2 separate regions of the Homo sapiens genome follow, and region 1 is linked to region 2. The links are chromatin loops, found by intact Hi-C in ENCODE. Cell type or tissue: heart right ventricle. All regions are shown on one strand.

The links. Peaks named below come from ENCODE experiments on the same cell type or tissue, not always from the same donor. Only the 100,000 strongest peaks of a DNase experiment are listed, where the experiment ranks them.
Region 1: a loop joins it to region 2, with 5 times the contacts of the local background. A loop is called at or near these places in 29 of 110 quality-filtered maps.

The regions. Positions count from the first base shown.
Region 1 is chr5:64,609,494-64,617,493 of GRCh38, forward strand. RGS7BP (regulator of G protein signaling 7 binding protein) reads left to right here. Exons shown (of 6, transcript NM_001029875.3): 6 at 1-2,826. Among named protein-coding and RNA genes, the nearest start is that of SHISAL2B, 77 kb to the right of the region's middle. In heart right ventricle, CTCF peaks have their summits at 3,067 (motif pointing left) and 3,270; a DNase peak (open chromatin) is centred at 3,054.
Region 2 is chr5:64,502,814-64,510,813 of GRCh38, forward strand. It overlaps RGS7BP (regulator of G protein signaling 7 binding protein), which reads left to right and starts at 3,202. Exons shown (of 6, transcript NM_001029875.3): 1 at 3,202-3,976; 2 at 4,898-5,064. The coding sequence starts at 3,812. In heart right ventricle, a CTCF peak has its summit at 3,731; DNase peaks (open chromatin) are centred at 3,528 and 3,578; H3K4me3 peaks cover 2,380 bases; H3K27ac peaks cover 1,127 bases; H3K27me3 peaks cover 2,875 bases.

The DNA.
Region 1 (8,000 bases), 110 kb after region 2:
ATTGTGCATGTCTGCTCCAAACCACGCCATGACAGATGCAAGAATTATGATTTTTAAATTATTTAAAGGTTTTTTAAATGTATTATACAGAGGAAAAATATTTCACATATAATAGTATATCTATAGCTCTTGCTGATCTCATGTTAAAATTTATCGTATATGAAAGAAGTCTTTAAACATAGAAATCTATTTAAAACTGAAAAACTGTGTTCAAAAATCCAATCTATCAATATCATTAGAAATAATATTATAAGCAAACATATACCACCTCACCTATTGCTTTCTCTGCACTCATTTACATTTAGTCTTCCATTCTGTCAGAATCTAAGAGCTTCAACATAAAAGTATCTTAATTTATAAAGCAACAAAAACCACATATGAAAAGTACTAAAATTTTGTAAATACACAATAATCCTAATACCTTCGTACAAATGCATATGGGCAACTAATTTCTTTTTGATCCAATGATGTCTTTTTCAGCTTCTTGGAGAATGAAGTAATCCAGTTAGGAAATGGTGTAGTAACATATACAATTGCCCTCAAATGTAAAATCAAATATTATTACATTTTGTTCTAATTGAAATCTGAAGCATGGTGTCTGCACATCAGCATAGTGTTAAATCTTATAGGGCATGCTGGAATTAGCTCAGATTATAAAAATATTTAACATTTTACATTGTTAATAAAGTTTTTTAGTTAAGCTAAGCTTGTCTCATTTTAGATGACTATGCAGATAAGATTTTTCCAACGTGTACTTGGTGTCTTGTCTTATGCTTAGACTCTTGAAAGCAGGACACATTAAGCAATACTATATTTTAGAAAGGAGGAAGCCACATGCTTTGTTTTTCTGCTCACAGCTTTGTTGTGATCTTCCTTCACTAAACTTGTAACATGGTACAAATTTTGTTATACCGTCTCCTGTTCTTCCTTTGGCCCATTTCCCAGACAGAATTTCCCATGGGTTGAGAGATCAAGTCTTTGCACTTTTTTTCTTGTTTTCCATAGTCTGAAAAACCTTCAAGTCAGACAGGAGGCACCAGTGTCCAGTACAATAGAAGGATGAGCTAGATGCCGATAAGTGGTTTATCCAAGACACATCTTTAGTCCCAACCCTGTTCTTTACCAATACTTATGTGCACAGGCATTTATATGTATACCAATATTTTTACCTAAAAACTAAATATATTAAGGCCTTTTGCTTTAGTGAAGATGAACTACTGTAATAATTATTGTATTAGGTTGAATTATATGAAATTTCCTATATGTGACTGTTTTGACCTACAAAATGGCAATTTCTTATAGTTCACCCTAATATCCAATGTGGAAATTATACTTGGAATTGTCTTCTAGCTCTTTTGATTGAAAGTGAAAGAATTAAAGGGTTGGAAGAGAACGTTATACAGGTCTCTATTTAGATCATACCAGCTGGTTTTTGGCCTTATTCTTTGAATCTAGAGTTGTGTTCCAAGGAACCAGTAATTAATGCATGGTTATAGGTATACCTGGCTTCAAAAAAAAGAAGTAGCCGTGGAAAGCTATATGAGAAAATCACAATTTTCTGAATCAAATATTTGTAAAACAATTTGGCTATTTAAAGACTCTTAGGGTAAATACTCCCTGGAAAAGCAAGCAATCCAGACTTATCTGGTCTGCAAACCTTGATTTCAGCTTAATATCCTTTCCTGAATCTAATTCATTTTCACCCACTAAGGTCATTTCATTTAAGATCCATTGTTTTTGAAATTTTGAAGTAGCCCAGTTTGGCAGCTCTCAGCACCTGCCTCTGCCCTCTCCTATACTTCAACTATATTGAACTCTAGCTTCAATCTAGTTCCTACTAATCCATGCAAAAGTTATTAACTGATAAGCCCAATCTTGTTCAGCACGTTCTTCTAAATGCCTGACCTAAATAACTTCTGCTTGGTTAACTTGTGTTCATTCTCACCTTAGCCTCAGTGTGAAAGTAACACTTACCTTCTGTGCAATTGTCCTTTGTACAACTGAAGACTGTTAATAAATTCAGGTCTCACCTCCATGTCTGAAAAGGCTATAGTAGCTATTCATGGAGATGGGAATTTGTCTAATTACCTAGCCAGAGTTTGCATATTTAAGGTAATATATTCAGCTACCGTATCTTTTATTCATAGTGCCTGTTTTCCAGCCTTTGATCAGTTTTGTAGTTCCCGTGGATAAACTCCAAGATCTAAAGATCCTCTTTCAGTAGCATATACTAAAATTAAGTTTAGTGCTCAAAACCCTGGTAACCTACACTGGCCCAAGGTTACAGTAGGTAATTCACCGTCTCACATTAGACAGGCCAATGCATCCCTTAGGAGCTGCCCCACTCTCCTCTCACCTACCAAAGGATTTTCTCAGGTGTGGTTCCAAGCGATAAAGTTCTACTGTCTCGGCTTCCTGCTGGTAATTCGCTTTCAGATTAGCAATAACACTGAGCTGATCTCTAGGGTTAAGAAGAGAACATTGAACTCATTTTGTCGCATGTACCCACAGGCTTGAAACAGAAAATGATGTAAACTTTTGTGGCATACATTCACCCATTTTCCCACCATATCTTTACTATCCTGTGTTGATTTTTTTTTCAAATTACAAAGACAATACATGTTCTTTGTGGGAAATCTGAAAAATACTACCAAATAGAAAATAAAAATCACCTGAATTCCACCACGACCACATTGTTTAAAACCACATTTCTGGGTTTTAAATCAGTCAGTGGCTGGGCCCAAAGGCACTTTTGGGTAAGATAAGTGAAGAAATGCCCACAAGGCCAAGGTGTCACTTAAAAAAACAAACAAAAAAAACAAGCCAGAAAAAAAAAATTCTGTCCGCTAATGTTTTGCACGCATCTAGGAGCAGACTCACTGCAAACCTCTGGTTATGCCATTATTCAGGGGTATAAAGAAAGCTTTAGAAGTAGCATAGTCCTGATGCCTCCTCTAATGAGTTAAAGCTCTTGGGGGAAATTCTAAAATTGCCAGACCATTTTGTTTCTCTGTGCTCCTACGAAACCAGTCGGGATACTGAGTGTTTGGCAATACTGCCACCTACTGAAAGCTGAGCTTCAGAGTGAGGTGAAATAAAGACAGAATGTAAAAGCATCTACTTTGTTTTAAACAGCAAACAAATGGACCAGATTAACAATGATCCCATCTGGAATTTAAAACTCTGAAAGTGTCAACATTGAAAGGATTAAGCATATCATCCGGTCAAACTTCCCACCCTACCCACATACCCAGGCAACGTCTATCATTTCTTTGTCTTAGGAATGTCACCAAATACAAAATGCTCAACTTTCAGGTAACCATAGGTAGGATGAGAAAAAGCTGTGATACTATTGGCCTCAGGATAAATTATTAGAATTAAATATATAGACCATAATAGACCTAAGAATATAAAAGAATTGGGTATATTATAAAAATGACATTTCAGATCTATCAGAAAAGTTTGGATTATTAATTTATATTGGGATAGCTGGTTAGCTATTTCTTGAGAGAAATATTAGACCTATACCTCATAATTTTTATCAGAATAAATTCCAGATGAAATAAAGATTTACATATTCAAGCACATAAATAAACATACAACAAGACTAGCAGGCAATGTGAATGGATATTTATATAATTTTAGTGTGAAAGAAGCCTTTCTTTGAGTGACACCAAAGGAAAAAAACAGAAAGAAAGGATGGATGGAATTTGACTGATTAAAAATGCTAAACTCCTATATAGTAAAAAATAACAAACCAAATTGAGAAAACAATATATGCTACAAAAAGTATAGATCTCAAATACATATTAAGAGCTTAAACATCACTACTTTTGGGACATTTCCATGATCTACAATCCCCTTCTCAACCAAGTGTTTCCATTTCATTCTTTCCTTATTGAACGTTTTCATTATTGCTTGTTTAATTGCCTGTTTATCCCTATTAAATTGGAAGTATAAGAAGGCAGCAACCATGTCTATTTTGCTTATTGTTGTATCCATAACACCTAACACAGTGCTACACAAAGCAAATGCTGAAAACATACTTATTGAATGAGTGAATAATGAATGAATAAATGACATTTTATAATTCAAGGAGAATCAAACTTTCCAACAGAAAATTGGACCAAGAACACAAACTGGCAATGCACAATAAACTAAAATAACCTACTAATAATAAATATGAAAAAGTGTTTTAATATACTAGTAATAAAAAATGCAAGTTAATATGATATATTCCTTTTTATATGTCAGAAAGGCAAACGGTATAAAGAATTAAAATTCCCAGGGACAAAAAGGAAGTACAGAAATAAACCTCTTACAGAGTCAACAGGAATGTAAATTGATTCCACCTTTCTGAAAAAATATTTTGGTAATATAGTTTTCCTGCATGCCTAGTAATTCCACTTTAGGGAAATTCTCCTTTAAATGGGTCAGAAAATAAAATGAGCTAAGATGTATTTATTCATTATTCAAAAAGTATATGCAAGAAAGGATGTTTATAGCAGCATTATTTGGATAAGCAGAAAAATGTAAATAAGCCTACTTTATAGGGTTGGTTAAATATGGTACATCCTTTCAATGGAATACTGTGTACCAGTTAAGAATAAGCACCATATGTGTATTTATTGAAATGTACAAGCTATATTGTTAGATGAAAAAGGAAGTTATAGAGGAATATTTATAGTACGATCCCTTTTTAAAAATATATGTATGCATGTGTGCATTAAAGAGTCTGAAAGGATACTTGCCAAAGTGTAAAAGCATTTATCTCTGGGAGGTGAGATTTGGAGCAATTATATTTTCTTTTTGCATATCTGTAACTTCTAATTTTCCACAATGAGCATGTAGTGTCTGTAAAATTTTTCAGGGAATAAACAATGATGTTCACAATATATATTAAATGAAAAACACATGTTATAAAACAGTATGTATAGTATGACACAATATTTGTAAAAAAGAAAATTATATATAAATATATCTATGTATGTATATATATGCATAAGAAAGCTAGAAGGACATACACTAAAATGTTAATAGTAGTTATGGGTAGTGGGATTATGGGTGATTATTTTTTCTTTTTGCTTTTCTGTGTTTTCTAATTTTTCTACAATGAACATGTATTACTTGTGTAATAAAAACTAATAATAAAAGTTTTAAAAAATGAATATGTGAGAGGGACATTTTTGACTCACTACTTGTCTTCATCCTCTTCCCCACCCTATTCCCATCCCCTCCTTGGCTTATTCTTTGTCAAAATATGGGCAGTGGGGATATGGAGAGGAAACAACAGGGCGCCAGAGCTTTTGAGAATAGAAGAGACAGAGAGACACAAAGATGGGTGAGAAGGAAAGAGAGAGAAAGGAAGGAAGGGCCTGGAAAAGAAGGTAAGAGAGAAACAAAACCTGGTAAGTGAAGTCACTAGAGGAAGGAGTAAAACAGATTTAGAAACTTTTTCACTAACAAGAGCAATGTCTTTAAATTTAGCTCAGGGTTTCTGATAGCTACAGCAAGAAAAAGAAATACATTAAGTTAAATAATTTTGTTTTCTAATAAAAGGATACACACACACACACACACACACACACGCACACACATACCCCTACATTCCTGGAGAGATATCTAGAAATGAAATTCTGACAGGAATGTATCCCAAGAAGGTTTTCAAGGGGCAAACTGTTGTGGTCCAGCTGGATGCCAAGGGCTGTACAGTACAGCTTGGAGTTCATAGACTTTCATGTGAATCTCAGATGTGCTGCAACCAAGTACATGCCTATGGCTAGCAGTTCCAGTATCCATTCTCTCCTTTTCTTCTTTAGTAATAGAGAACCCAAAGACACCACTAGTCACCTAAAGTAAGACTCCCATTTCCCAGGCTCCTCTGCATGTGAGTGTGGCTGTATAACTGAATTTGGCCAGAAGTGTATGAGTAGAAGTGCACAATTTCCAGGTAACATTCATTAAATAAAGGGCATGCATTTTCGTGATCTTCTTTTCTTCCCTGTGCAATGAGAACACGAGCGTGGGAACTGAAGCAACCATGCTGGATCCAGAAATGGACACCAACTGAAGATGGCAGAGGTTCCCTATGTCAACCTAAAATAATCAAAATCTAACTTAAAGAGAGTTTCTTGAAGCCCAAGTGGGAAGATGTACCACCCAGAAACACCACCTCCAAAGGAATAGAGTCAGTGTTCGAAAGTAAGGAAATTAAGATTTCATTTCTATAGGCAGAGACAGAGGAGATTTTAGCAGAATTACCTTATTCATACAAGGTTGGCACACATAGCAATTTGCTTATAGGCAGTGTTTCTTTCTGGGAAGGGTACACTTGACACACTCTTACAGAGGGTGTAATAACCATGGGTTTTCTGTCATCTGGTCTAGGCAAAGCAGGACAACAAAGGAGAAATTAATCTAAGAGTCATTAATTAAGAAGGCAGGAGGTTTTGTTCCTGATGTTTAATTCTCTCTAGCCATTGAACCGAACGAGAAAAATAAGAAAGCAAGTTAATCTATAAAACAAGAACAGAGATTGTAACCATATTTGACTCAGATCACAGTCATATCTCTCTCAAGGCTTAAAGTATTTGGTGTTTAATTCTCTCCAGCCAATGAACTAAACAAGAAAAATAAGAAAGCGAGTTAATCTATAATCTAAGAGCAGAGATGGTAACAATATTTAACTCAGATCACAGTCATATCTCTCTCAAGGCTGAAAGTGTTTGGGGGATTCCAATAGCTCTTAAATTTTATTTATTTTCATATCTAGCAGCCCTGGGCCACCTACCTCCATCCTAATACCCACAAAAATAAATAAATAAAGTAATGTCTACCTTGTTTAAGGCATTATGAGGTGCATCTTTGTACAGAAGAGCCTGTTCACTAAATTAATTTCCATATGCCTCAGTTTCCTCATAGTAAAATGGGGATAATAACACCAACATCATAAGAGGTTCAACCAAATAACTGTCTAATTACTTGCTTAGAACTAAAGCTCTTTTATGGAGAAAAAATCAAACAAACAAAACATTGCACGATACCGTACTGGAGAACATTGGGGAAAGGAAAATCTTTTAAAAAGTGTTTTAAATCAAACATTAATTGATTTCCATGTGGAAAAAAATGTAAACTTGACTGCTGCCTCATGTCATGCACAAAAATTAATTCCAAATTGATTACTGATATAAAGTTAAAAAGTAAAAAGTACAGAAGATAATATAGGAGAATATCTTCACACCTGTAGAATTGTGAAATAGTTCCTAACAGGACACACACCACTTTGGAAAACTGTTCAACAATATCTGTTATCTAGAACATTTGTGTACCCTCTGATCTAATAATTTCACTCCTAGATAGAAACCCAACAAAAACATATGTGTGTGTATTCAGACAGGTAAAAGAATATTCATAGCTACATTATTTGCAGCAGCCAAAAACAGTAAACAATTCAAAGATCCATCAATAGAAGCATGGAATGAGCAAATTGTGGTATATTCATGCAGTTGAATGCTATAGAGCAGTAAAAACAAATAAATGAACTACATTACAGCTACTTACAACCATATGAAAGAATATAACCATAACAATGATGAGTGGACAAAAGCTAAGTGTGAAAGAATGCATAGTGCTACAGCAGCCAACATTTACAGCAGCTGAGAGACAATATTATGGCCCCGTGACACAAATCTGGGCAGGCACCACAGCATTTATGACAATTCACCCCTTGCATTGCTCAGATCCACTTGCTTCTCACATTAAATTTGCTCCATCCAGATACAGTTTCTTCTGAATTCTGCTGTCACAATTCCTGGAGCCATAAATAAAAAGAGGGATAGTGGGACAAACCACAGCCCCCACTTATGCATTTGGTCCCAAGATTGTATAGCTGATCCTCATCATCTCCCTATTCTACCACCCATTCTAGAACCCTTCATTCTAGGCTGGCCCTTCTGGGTTGCCTGGTAGAATGGCTAGACCCTCACCAAGGAATATGAGGT
Region 2 (8,000 bases):
TGGAAAAAGATTTCCAGCAGACTGATCTCCAGTGTCCTATCCTCTTCAACCCATGTGCACACACATGTAAAAGGTAGCCCCTTTTCCCTTAGTTCTCCAAAGCACCACCAACAATGGGTTATAGCAGACTTTTCCTGAAAGTTGGGTGGAGAGTGCAGGGGTAAGCTAGTGACAGTGAAAGAGGTTTATAACACAGGACTTAAACCATCTACAAATGAATATTATCGATCCTTCTTTAAAGCCCCTCAGTCTCTCTGTTATCTTCCTCTTCATCATCCCAAGCATCCTCACCCCTCACAAAACCCCAGGCACCTGATGTGTTTTTCTGCTTCTCTCTTTACACGCGTTAAGTAGAAAGAAAATTGGGGCTGGGCACAGAGCCTCATGCCTGCAATCCCAGCACTTTGGGAGGCTGAGGCAGGCAGATCACCTGAGGTCAGGAGTTTGAGACCAGCCTGGCCAACATTGTGAAACCTTGTCTCTACTAAAAATACAAAAGTTAGCCGGGTGTGGTGGCACGTGCCTGTGGTCCACTCAGCTCAGGTTGTAGGAAGGGGTTCCTACAACCTCCTTCTCAGATTTGGTAATTCACTAGAATGACACAGCACTCAGGAAAGAGCTTTTCTTACTATTACCAGTCTATTCTAAAGAATACAACTCAGGAGCGGCCAACTCAGGCATGTCTGTGGAACTACTCAGAAGTCTGCACTACAGCCTGGGAAACAGAGTGAGACTCCGTAGAATGAACGAATGAACAAAAGAATGAAAGAAAGAGAGAGAGAAGGAAGAGAGAGAGGAAGGAAGGAAGGAAAAAAGGAAGGAAGGAAGGAAGGAAGGAAGGAAGGAAGGAGGGAAGGAAGGAAGGAAAAAAAGGAGGGAGGGAGGAAGGGAGGGGAGGTAATTGAGATTGCAGGAAAGAGAAAGGGTCAGGGAGCTGACTAAGCACTAACCTGTTATCTTCTTATATTTGGGGAGATTCAACCAGCAGAAGAGCCCTTTCTCTCAGTCTCTGGGACATCTAAACACCTGGAGGATAGCAGCACACCAAGGTCTGGGCCTGAGAGCTGATGCCTCCTTTCTCTAGTCTTTGATAGGGAAAACTCACTCTCAAGCTTGTGTGAAGTTCTGGTCAGGCGCAGTGGCTCACACCTGTAATCCCAGCACTTTGGCAGGTGAAGGTGTGTGGATTACTTGAGCTCAGGAGTTCAAGACCAGCCTGGGCAACATGGCAAAACTCTGTCTTTACAAAATATTAGGTGGCATGTGCCTGTAGTCTCAACTACTTGGGAGGCTGAAGTGGGAGGATCACCTGAGCCCAGGAAGTTGAGGCTGAAGTGAGCTCTCATGGTGTCACTAAATTCCAATCTGGGTGACGGAGCAAGACCCTGACTCAGAAAAAAAAAAAATGTAGCCAAATATCCACTCAGTGATCCATCTGTTAGGTTTTTTTTCCTTCCCACCCAAATACATGATGTCTTTTCCAATAGCACTTCTCCAACTCTCTAACACCAATTAGGTGGCCTACAACTCATTTCTGGCACTAACTACCCAGAGTTAACGTCAGATTTACAGGTTTAAGGGCTCAGTCCCACAAGACTGCCCTCATCTCAGAGGCCAGTCACAAGTATGGGATCCACAGGTTACCAACTCTTCTCTCCATCTTGGCGACAAATTCAGGGGTTCCTATAACCACCTTCTCAGATTTGGTAATTCACTAGAATGACTCACAGCACTCAGGAAAGAGCTTTACTTACTATTAGCAGTCTATTCTAAAGGATACAACTGAGGAGCAGCCAACTGGAAGAGAAACATAGGGCAAGGTATGGGAAAAGGACATGGAACTTCCATGCTCTTTCCTGGTGTACCACCCTTCCAGCACCTAGATGTCTTCCACAACCCAGAAGCTCCCCACACTCTATTGTTGTTTAGGAGTTTTACAGAGGTTTCTTTATGTAGGCATGATTGATTAAATAATTGGCCATTGGTGAGGAACGCAGTCACTAGCTCCTCTCCTATCCCCTGAGATTGGGGGATGAGGCTGAAAGTTGCAAGCAACTAATCAAGGCTTGGTCTTTCTGGTGACAAGATGGCTTATCATAATAACTCAGGCAATTTCTAAGGGTTTTAGGAGTTCTGCCCTAGGGACTGGGGACAAAGACCAAATAACTCTCTTATTATAGTACCCCATTATATTTACTTGTCTTGTAGAAAAGGTTGTAAAGCCACCCTCCTTAGGATATTAACCTTCCTGGCTATTTCAGGCTTTCTCTTTCTATGTACTCTCCATATCCCTTTAACAGACTGACCAGGAACCTCTAATCTGTTCTTATTAGGATTACTAATACATAACTAGTTTTCCTATGGGAGACCCCTTTATCTCCCTCTCCAAACAAATCATTCAGGAGAACAAGCATCCTTAGAGCCTTAGAGTTGAATGCCACAACACTCTCTCTTCCTCCCAGAAGAACCTTAGGAAGATGTCAGTGGGAAGGGTGAACTTAAATGGCTGAGGGCCTCACCCCCACTCCTTTCACACAAGAATCATCCCCGATTTTCTGGGCCACCTCTGTTGGCCTCTGGGTTACTGATATCCCATAAGTGAGAAGAAGGTCATTTTGAGTGTCCAGGGAGATCTCTTGGCTCTTATTTGTTCAAGTCTCCGGAAGGGAACTCTAGGAGCTGAGTCCTGAGACCCTGCAATGCAAGACCAAGAGCTTTACTACTTGAAATGGGATGGGGATGAGGCCCAATCTGAGTGAATGCCTCTGTGCATTCTGCCTCACTGGCTCTCCTCTTTCCCCCTCCATGAACAAGGACAAAATAAAAACAAAACAACTCAGGGAAACAAAGCTCTCCTTTTAGGTTATCAAGAGGTCTTCCATTTGGAGCAAAACCTCACTCCCTCCTGTGGCCCCTGTCTCAGTCTCAGTTGGTGAGGGCCTCAAGCCCACACTGGCTTATTTGAAATCCATGTTTAGGTCCCAGCATGTGGCATGTGCTCCACTCTGATGACACTTTTCGTTTCTAATAATAGAGCAGATGAAGTAATATTGCAATTGATGTTCCCGGGGATTTGATTGGATAAGTGCATAAACTGTGGAGGGGGAAGGGGGTTGCATGGACAGATCACATTAGTATTCCCGTCCTATCAATGTGCGGGCCCGCGAACAACGTCAGCCGGACCGATTCTCTGCGTCTGCCAGTCCCGCCACAGATTCATCTGGGATCTTCAAACAGACAAGCCCTTAGAGACGAGGGATCAAGGCAGCCGATTAGAGCCAATTGCTTGCTTTGGGGACGGCCAGTCCTTCCAGGCCTGGCGACAGTGGAGGGAGGGGAAAGACGAACCGAGTGCCGCTGCGGGAAGACACTGAAGCAAGAGCGACACCCCTTTCCGCCCCCCACCTTGCAGCGCAGGCTTTGAAAGCTGCTCCCCCACCTGAATGGAAACTCGGAACCGCCGGGCGGCGCGTTCCTTCTCGCCCAGCCTTGCAATCCATGCCGAGAGGAAGGCAGTGCGAGCCCGCGCCAGCGCCCAGCTCCCGGGACAGGGTCGGCAATGCTGCTGAGCAGAACTTGATCGCGCTCCTTCCTCGCTGCTAGTGGAAGCGATGCTGCACGGCACAGCTAGCGCTTCCCCGGCTCTCCTTCAAGCTGAAGGTTACCGACCCGCGCAGCCAGCCCCAGCACTGTGAGCTGCGCGCCTCAGGTCCGGGCTCCGGCTGCTTGGCGGCGGCGCCCAGGGCAACAACCGGGCCGCCCGCGCCGGGGCGCACTGCACCAGCGGCTTCGGCTTGGTGGATGTGTATGCATGAGTTCTGCACCGAATGGGCGCAAAAAGCGCCCCAGCCGGTCCACCCGCTCCTCGATCTTCCAGATCAGCAAGCCCCCGCTGCAGAGCGGAGATTGGGAGCGCAGGGGCAGCGGCTCCGAGAGCGCCCACAAAACCCAACGAGCCCTGGACGACTGCAAGATGGTGGGTGAAAACTGCGCCTCTTTTTTTTTTTTTTTAATTGAGAGGGGGTGGGGGGAGTCATGTATGTTAATCATTTGCCTGAGTGCCAGCCACTCCCCCACCCTCAGCTCCTCAATGCCGATCACGTGGCACATGCACTATTTTTAAATCTGCAGTCCCCCAAATTCAGGGTGACACCCTGGTCGTAATAACCCTGCAGAAAGAAGTGTGACAGCAAGGGTCTTGGGGATCAGCGGCTGTAGGTTGTGCCTGTACCCCCTCGAAGAATGGTGGATGCGAAAGACACAGTGAACTGGCTCGCTCACGGAGGAGGGAGGGATGAGGAGGTGGGGATGCTGCTTTCTGGGGACAGAGTAGCAAACAAACCCAAATACAGCGCACGGGGCGCTGCGGAGGGGTCGAAGGTTCCAGCGCAGAGGCTGTAGCTGGTCTTCCCGTCAGGCCGTCAGGCCGAGAGGTTCAGTGGCCCAGCAAAAGGTGAATGGTTTGCCTATTACACCCTACCTGTCGCCTCCCCCGCCCCTCCCGCCGTGCAACTTAAAAGCCATGTCCTAGCAGTAGGAGAGGGGACCGTCTATGTAGGAGTCCCCAGCATCATTCTCTGTTGGCCTGGGAGTGGCATGGTAGCGCTCCAAATATGCTCTCTTGCTCTTCAGAAACTGAGTCTGAAAGGGTGAGGGGAAGTAGGTCTGGAAATAGAGCTTCCATGGCCAGGCTTGCCTATGGAAATAAATACTTGCCTTGGACAAAGAGACTTGCCATTTTGGTGCCTTCTGCTTTAAACAATTCCTAGGTTCCTTAGCTGGAGATCTGGGGAGCTGACTCAGGGGTCAGTGAAAGCCCCTGTTTATGTACTCCGAAACAGGAAACTTTCTGATGAGAAATGTTTGGTAAAAAAAAAAAAACTCACTTCTTTTCCAGCTTGTCCAAGAGTTCAACACACAAGTGGCCCTGTACCGAGAGCTGGTCATTTCTATTGGGGATGTCTCGGTCAGCTGCCCCTCACTCCGGGCGGAAATGCACAAGACAAGAACCAAAGGCTGTGAAATGGCCCGTCAGGCACACCAAAAATTGGCTGCCATCTCAGGGTAGGAGACTCGGCATTATTTGGTAATCCATATACATGATGCATGGATGCTGACAGAATTTTATGGTAGTCAAGTCCTCAGACATGATCTCCACATATTTGAGATTTTAACCTTAAGATCGAAATTCTCTAGAGAGCTATACACAAACTATAGGCCAAACCATAATTTGAAGGCTGTGTCATTCTTGCATATATGTATATATATTTAGAAGATTTGGATCAAATGATTTTTTAAAAACTTAATTTTCAATACTCTGGCCACATTCTGGAATTTGGAGCATAAGATTTGGGGTGGATGGCTGGACATCAAACTGAAGTTAAATCATCTTGCCTCAAAATTATTTTGTCATCTGCTGCTGAACAAAAGGCCTGTGCTGTAGAGAAAAACTCTTTCCCAAATCCCAGATTTACTAAACTATTTATACCATGAGATAAATTCCTATGATACCGCCTAAAATAAAATCCCTAAAATAAGGTCTTAGATATAAATTACTCTCTTCACTGTGGTGATAGGAAGGGGTAAGTTTTAGCATAAGAACAGTTTTTAAAGATTGGGGAAATTCACATATCTCAATAAACCTAACATGATTTTGTCCCCCAAATTTTTATTTATTTTCATCAGATTTATCGTTTTTCTAGCCTGTATTAGGAGATAATTCAGTATGTGAAAACTTCTCTCTTGGGACCCTACCTACACTTTCTTTCATCTCTTAATATTGGGGAAAAAGTTAGCCATGGATTTTGTTAACAGTTCCTATTTTCAAGATAAGTACTTAGAGCAAGGAAACACAGGAATCCTTATACAAATACATCAATACATTAATTTAAGTGCTTTGTTCAGTCTGGATATAGTATTTACCTGTTTATCTATGTGAGTATAGCTTTATCGCAGCAGAAGTTCAAATTAGACTCACCTGATAATGTTACAAGCTGATCACTTGTAGGAAGTATATCTAATTTACCTATTTGAAAGAATCACTGTTTGCCATCTTTAATTCCAATAATATGTATAGTGATTATAAAGTTTATAAAGATTGGAAAGCCATATACTGCCTCTGTTAATAATTACTTTACATTTGACCACAGGCATTTTATATCATGAAAAATGATATGCTGTACTCATCTCCTTGAAGAGAGGGATAAACAAAATATGTTATAACCATATTTTATTTAGTAAAAATATTGAGAAGCCTTATCCTTTTCTGTTTTAACTCTTATACTATTCTTAACAAGAAGTAAATCCGGGAAATGGAGGGGAATTAAGTGGTTCAGGAGTTTGGTGAAGAAATACAGCTGTGATAAATCTCAGACAAGGAGAGAGACAGAAAAAAAAAATCAGAAATGTGAAGGAGCACTGGTAAATTTAGAAGTACAGATAAACAGTAATTCAAAAGGAAAAGCAGATTTAGGACAGGAAATTTTCTCTCAAGGCTAAGGAGTAGCAACTCTGTAAACTTTGTGTCCTAGATTATAGGATGGGATTGCATTTAGGATCCCTCTGAGTTGGAACTCAAAATGAGAACATGTTCTAATCAGAGATGGTGGGCTGGAGGAATGAACAAGGAGTTCGATTCAGTCTATTTTGCGACACACACAAAATTCAGGGTCTTCTGAAGGTTCAGGAAAGAAAAGGTCTGAAACTATTGACTAAAAGTTGAGTTTGGAGGATTTCAGGTGGATTTTTTTTTTCTTTGAGAGGTATTATAGCTATGTTACCCCGGCTGGTCTTAAACTTCTGCACTCAAGTAATCCTCCCGCCTCAGGCTCCAGAGTAGCTGGGACTACAAGAATGCACCATGGTACCTGGCTTGAGGTGGATTTTATTTACTCTGGTGTTTTTAGCTCTTTGCTACTTGTTTGCATGTTATCTGTGTGTTGATGTTAATGGGGGCAGTTTTATAAGAATTAGTGGGAAAATAAGATGTTCTTAGAGCCTTGCCAAAGGAAAACCAACTCCATAAAATATTCTAGGATAGAACTTGACACATTTCCCCCCTTACAATAATAATTAAATGCAATTTAACATTCGTTATAAAAAATGACAGCAATATAATTGAAGGAAATCCCTTTAGTTCCTCACCATCTGGGCTCCGTTAATGAAGGATGTGATTCCCTTTGGCGGAATTCCGTTTCTGATATCATTTGTTATGTGGGTTCTTGTTTCAAGCTTGATGTGAAGGCTGGTAGGGAGGCTGTAGGAGTCACTTTAAAGTTTGAAGCAGGAGTGAGAAAAGCAAAGGTTTTTGGCGAAATTTAGAGAGAAGAACTGGATTTCTTGCGCGCCCACTATTTGTCATCACAACCCAGCTATTTCCTTTCAGCTGAGGGAGGGATTATTATTCTTATTCTACAAATAGGTCTAGAGAGATTGAGGAACTTGCCCAAAGTCACACAGCTAAGAAGTGACACAGCTTTGATTCAGCCCCATGTTTGCATGCTTCTGATTTTCATGCTTTTTCCTCTATATAATGCTGCCATTCAAAAAGGTGTTACGTATAAAGGATACATGATAAAATATAAACTAACCTTAAAAAGAGTATGCCAACTGAAAGAAGCCAGCCACAAAACATCACATGTCATATGATTCCATTCATGTGAAATGCCCAGGAAAAGCAAATCTATAGAGACAGAAAGTAGATTAGTGGTTACCTAGGACTGGAGGCGAGAGCAGGTAGAGACTACAGATGAGCTCGAGAAATCTTTTTGGGATGATGGAAATGTTCCAGAATTGGACTATGGTGATGGTTATACAATACTGTATATTTACTAAAAGTCATTGAATTGTAACTAATAATGAGCTAATTTTATGGCATATAAAGTATACCTCAATAATTGTTTTTTAGAAAGGTATTGTCATCATCACCGTGATTAACACTTGGTTTTTTGTCAACTTTATTATTTTCTACATATGTAGCTTTTAATGAAGGGGTATGAGCT